Regions from separate parts of the Mus musculus genome. Here region 1 is linked to region 2. A link is a contact called in ENCODE POLR2A ChIA-PET data. All regions are on one chromosome and are shown on one strand. The core of a region is the stretch at or near the end of the contact, and the rest is flanking DNA. Distances in the headings are between cores, read along the strand shown.

Evidence for each region. ChIA-PET counts read pairs that join two places held with the same protein, here RNA polymerase II (POLR2A).
Region 1: POLR2A ChIA-PET joins it to region 2 with 10 read pairs in Patski. The contact joins the promoter of Tbcc here to the promoter of Ptk7 in region 2. POLR2A ChIA-PET finds 5 or more read pairs at or near these places in 3 of 5 experiments (Patski and embryonic stem cell).

What each region holds. Positions count from the first base shown.
Region 1 is chr17:46,889,171-46,891,870 of GRCm38, forward strand. Tbcc (tubulin-specific chaperone C) reads left to right here and starts at 1,451. Exons shown (of 1, transcript NM_178385.3): 1 at 1,451-2,700. The coding sequence starts at 1,520. The coding sequence ends at 2,545. It also overlaps a transcript of Bicral not described here.
Region 2 is chr17:46,628,246-46,630,945 of GRCm38, forward strand. It overlaps Ptk7 (PTK7 protein tyrosine kinase 7), which reads right to left and starts at 1,259. Exons shown (of 20, transcript NM_175168.4): 1 at 1,023-1,259. The coding sequence starts at 1,077. Klc4 (kinesin light chain 4) reads right to left here. Exons shown (of 16, transcript NM_001357130.1): 16 at 2,384-2,700.

The DNA of each region.
Region 1 (2,700 bases), core at 201-2,700, 260 kb after region 2:
ATCAAGATTTTGTGCTTGAGGTTTGGATTTTTTTTTTTTTTTTATGGTTAGGAAAGGAGGCAAATGGGACGTGAGGCTTGCAACTCAAGTCTTAATGCCAACTTAATTGAATGGCTCTCGTTTCCTCCCATCTTTATCTGCAGGAAAACGCAGGCATATTGGTAAATTTTCAAATGAGTATTTTGGGCAGTTAAAAAAATCCCAATTAAAAGAACAAAAATGGAGGTTGGCAACAAGGGCGGAGATGGGGCTGAAACCGAGAACTGTATGGGCCACCGAGTCCAGAAGGCACGGTGGCTGAAGGCAGCACGCGAGGATGCCACCCGAGTCCTCGGCGGCCGCCGCCTTGGGCTTCTGCCAGGGACTGCACGGTCTTGGCTGCCCACTCGCACCTCGGGTTGGTCTGGACTTTAGGCTAGGCTCGTTCACTTCCGGTGACAAATCCCTCCCACCACCTCTAGAAATAATGTACCGTTTCCCCATCGCCTTCCTAAAGACCGCCGGCCCTATAGGGAGAAGCGAGGCGCTCCGGCTGAGGGTCTTAGCCCCGCGCGGCCAGCGGTTGCCAGCTGCGCAGGGAGTGGCTGCCACCGCGTCAGGGAGCAAGACGGTGGGGGTGGCATGTCATCCTCCCCCGCCCCCCCTCCGACTGCAGCAATTGGCCATTAAAAAAAATAATCTGTTTTTAGACTCCCCCAGGAACCCCGGAGCCCGCTCCAGCGAGGAACCCAGTCTTTCCCATAGCGGTGATTTGCGCTTTCTTCCCGCCCCAGTAACTGCCCACGGGGACCCAGACGCCCCCAGGCCGCGCCGAGCTGCAGTGGATGGGGGAGGGCAGGAAGGATGAGGGTTACCGGGGCGGCAGGGACCGGCTGAGCAAAGAGGTGATGGAAGGGAAAAGGGAAAGGGAAAAAAAAAGAGAGAGAGAGAAAGAAAGAAAAAAACCCAGAGGCATGCAAGCGGTTCCCTGGCCAGCTGTTCCAGCTGCAGCTTCCTCCGACGCGGTCCGGGAGGTGCAATAACCCCCCCCTCCATCTTTCTCGCACTACCTGTCCCCCACAACACCACAAGCACAGATTCCTCCCCACCACCCTGCAGCAGATCTCCGGCCTGTAAGGGGGTAGCAGGGAGGAGCTGGGGGGAGGGGGAGGCCTGCGAGTTTCTAACCTTGTTCTTATAAACAAACCCACATGTGCAGCTGCCGCTGCTGCAACTCACCCCACAATCCCGGATATAAGTCCTGCCCCTTTAAGAAGAAAAAAAAAAAAAAAAAAAAAGCTTCACCCGACTGCCTCCCACCCCACCCATCCACCAGGACCTTTGTCTCCCCACCCCCTCCTGTCAGCCGGCCCCGCCCTCCTTCCCGCCCCTCCAACGCGAAGAAACCAATAGGCGAGGAGAATATGGAGGGAGCTGACGTCACCGCAGCTGGCCAATCACAGCGCGCGTTGGTGGGAGGCCTCGCGCGGAGAGCGAGCGCTCGGAGGCAAGGCGGCGGGGGAGGAAGCCTGGAGTCAAGATGGAGGGTGTGGACTGCTCCATGGCTCTGGCCGACGCTGCCGCTGGCTCCCCGCGGGACCTGAGCCTGGTGCCCGAGCGACTTCAGAGGCGCGAACAGGAGAGGCAGATAGAGGTGGAGAGACGCAAGCAGAAGCGGCAGGACCAGGAGGTGGAGGAGGAGAAGAGCGGCTTCTTCGCCGCCGCCTTCGCCCGGGAGCGCGCAGCGGTCGAGGAGCTGCTGCGGGGCGAGGCGTCGGCGGAGCGGCTGGAAGAGGCGGCCAACCGGCTCCAGGGCCTGCGGAAGCTCCTGAACGACTCGGTGCTCTTCCTCGCCGCCTACGACCTGCGGCAGGGCCAGGCGGCGTTGGCGCAGCTGCAGGCTGTCCTAACGGAACGTCGCCAGGAGTTGCAGCCCAAGAAGCGCTTCGCCTTCAAGGCACGGAAGAAGGATGCTGCGGGGACCGCCCAGGTAGACGCCGCACCCGTCGCCTCGGCGGCCCCTTCTCCACCGGTGACCAAGGAGGAGGAGGGAGCTCCCGGGGCCAGCTGGGCCTGTGGCTTCTCCAACCTGGAGTCCCAAGACCTGGAGAAGAGAGCTGAAGAGCTGCACCAGCGCGACGTCCTTTTGAGCGACCTGACCAACTGCACTGTCAAACTGTGTGGCAATCCCAACACCTTGCGGCTTGCGAAGGCCCGCGGCTGCAAGGTGCTCTGCGGCCCAGTGACCACCTCTGTGTTTCTGGAGGATTGTCGAGATTGCGTCCTGGCTGTGGCTTGCCAGCAGCTCCGTGTGCACACTACCAAAGACACGCGCGTCTTCTTGCAAGTGACCAGCAGGGCTATCGTGGAGGACTGCAGCGGCATCCAGTTTGCCCCTTACACCTGGAGCTACCCGGGGATCGACAAGGACTTCCAGGACTCCGGTTTAGATAGGAGCAAAAATAACTGGGACCAGGTTGATGATTTCAACTGGCTGGCCCGAAACGTGGCCTCCCCAAACTGGAGTATTCTTCCTGAAGAGGAGAGAGACATCCAGTGGGATTGAGCACTGGCCACACTCAGTGTGATGTCCCATTCGGTTTACCTGATATTGTCTTATGTTTGCGGTGATAGGGGTTAGAAATTGTTGAAACTCCCCTCCTGTGAGTCCTATTAAATTCATAGCAGTGTAACAGACTTTTGCTGGTTTGGCCTTCCCCT
Region 2 (2,700 bases), core at 9-2,508:
GATTTCCGGTTAAGTCACTTACAACACCTTAGTTGTGACCGACTCTCAGGTGTGATCAGCCAGGAAATAAAAGTCTGCGGGACAGGGTGCCCCTTGTTTGCCCTGGAGATGGGGGGGGGGGGCGGGGGGGCCACACCCTCACCAAAGTAGAGAGACCCTTCACGAAAAGCCAGAGTTGGGCGCTCTCTCTCTCTCTCTCTCTCTCTCTCTCTCTCTCTCTCTCTCTCTCTCTCGTTCTATCTCTCTCTTTGCCTTTCTGCCCTTAGGAAGAGAGACAATCCTTTCCTCCGAGAACACGGACACACGGACAGGATGGAAATCCAGGAAACAGCAAAGCAAAGCCCGTCCGCACCTTGGCAAGCCGGCCATGCCCGATTTTGGCAGCGGCCTTCACTCATTAGTCACCACTACAGCCTGGGACCCTCCGCTCCAGGGATACGACCCTGGCACCGAGTAGGCTCAAGGCCTAGTTGGAGGAGAAGATTAGGCACTTCTCAGTCTAACCTGCCCTCACCCGCAGGGCCATCTGGGGTTCCAGCTTTGCCCCGGAACTTGCAGGGAGGGACCCGGGCGCGTCGGGCCGGCATAGGTAACAAAGCTCCGCGCCAGGCGCGCCCCATGTCAGCTCGGACGGGATCGGGAGCCAGGCCTATCCCCCTCATCTGGGCTCCAAGGCCCGGGGCATTCCTGGGTGTCCGCGTCCGCACCTTTTCACGGGATGGGAGGGCACTGCTTCTCCAAAAGGGAGATCTTAGCAGAGCTTGGGAGCCAGCGACTCCGGGCAACGCTCGAGCAAACTCTCGGATCGGGCGGAGAGAACTCACAGCAAACGCGTCCCCGCGCCCCAGTGCACCGTGTCGCCACCGCGTAGGGGGCGTCGCCAACCCAGGATCCTCGAGCCCCTAGCGAGCCTCTCCACCTCCCCAACTGCCCAGCCCACCTCTCCAGGGCCCTTCCAGCCCCCGGGACTCCCGCGCTTCTCAAAGCACAGCTCGGATCCTCCCGGTTCTCGGGGGACTCACCGGCCAGCAGCGGCAGAAGCAGGGCTCTGAGCAGAGTCAGCGGGCGGGCTCCCATCCTGGCGGGCTGCAGACGAGCAGCGAGGTTCAAGGCACACGGCGAGCGGGCGCGCGGACCGGAGCGCGGGGGCCGCCGCAGCAGCTACAGCCCGAGCCCGAGGCGTCCGGAGCTGGAGCCGCGCGCGCCCCGTACATCCAAGCCCTCGAGCGCGCCGCCGCCGCAGCCAAGCCACGCCCCCGACGCCCCCTCCTCTCCGCCTGCACGGCGCCCCGCCCCCTGACGCCCCCTTCCCCGCCGTCGAGGGGAGGAGCTGGCAATAGAAAGAAGGATCTGGGGAATGATGGGGGGGGGGGGGAGCAGCAGTGGCCGTCTTAGGGGAGTGCCGGAGACCTGGGTGTTGTTCCCACCGCCTAATCTATCCACTGGGACGCAAGAGAACCAAAGTGACTCTCAGAACTCCGTTAGGCCCTCTGAACCTACCTGGAGATCTGGAGCAATAGTTTGCCCAGAATTCTCCAAGTTGCTGGAGTTAAGCAACCCAAAGTGCTGCATGAGACAGACCAGCAGGGTGTCTCAGAAGAAGGCAAGGAGGACATAGCCAGGATGTCTCAGAAGACAAGGAGGGCACAGCTGTGGTGCCCGGTGGAACAGATGTAGCCAGGGAGGGGGAGGGGCGTGCGTGACACTGGACAAATCTGAACCCAAGGTAGAAACCCTGGGCTCCAACCCCCAGCGAGAGCTATTAAACAGACATACATCCCAAGTCCATCTCCAAGCAGTCTGGGCTGTGTCAGGGCATGGCCAAATCTCCAGCTGTGGGGAGGCCCAACGCAGCCCTTGTTCCAGGCACCCTCCACCCCCAGCGCCACCACCCCCACATTCTTTCTTTGTTGTGAAAGCAGCAAGGGGTGTGGGAGGCGGGTCAGAAGAAGTCAAGCTTTAGAAGATGGGCCCCAGCTGCTGACAGGCCTCCAGGATATGCAAGAGAGGATGGATAGCGCCTTGTCCCCCTTCTGGCTCTGGAGGGCCCCCCAGGCCTGCTTAGACCTCCCTTCCCCCAAGCAGCTGGGAGGGGGGAAGGAAGCCACAGAGGGCCTCACAGGCAGGAGAAGTGGCGCCAGGACTCCAGGGTCCTGCCACATGGCCACCACATGTCCCTGACAACCCCGTCCACAGCACCTTCTTCTTGTGTGCCTCATTCCCCATCCCCCAGAAGTCTTCCTCCAGGCCCTGCTAAAGAGGGTACAAACACGGAGGGAACCATTGAGCCAAGAATTCAACAGTCCTGCACACTACCACTGCCCTCATCCTTCTAGGAAGGGTCCTGAACAACGTCTTCAATGAAGACTCCGAACACAAAATGTTACCTGGTTCATTTATTAAAGAAACAGTGAAATATGTGGACCTGTAGTGAGGCAGCAGAGGGTAAAAGAGACCAGGGCAAGGCAGCCCAGTTGGCCAGCCCCAAACTGACAGAAGAGCCAGCATCAGGCGCATCCCTGAGGTGCAGACCCACTTTCTCCCACCTTGGGAGCCTCAGTCAGCTACTCTAGAGGACTCCAAAGTAGAGATCATGTTATCCTGAGGGCCCTTCCGAAGGGGGGTTCCCAGGGAAGGAGCCTAGACCCTAGAAGCAGCAATCTACCACATACACCGCTCCCTCTTCACCATCCTATTGAG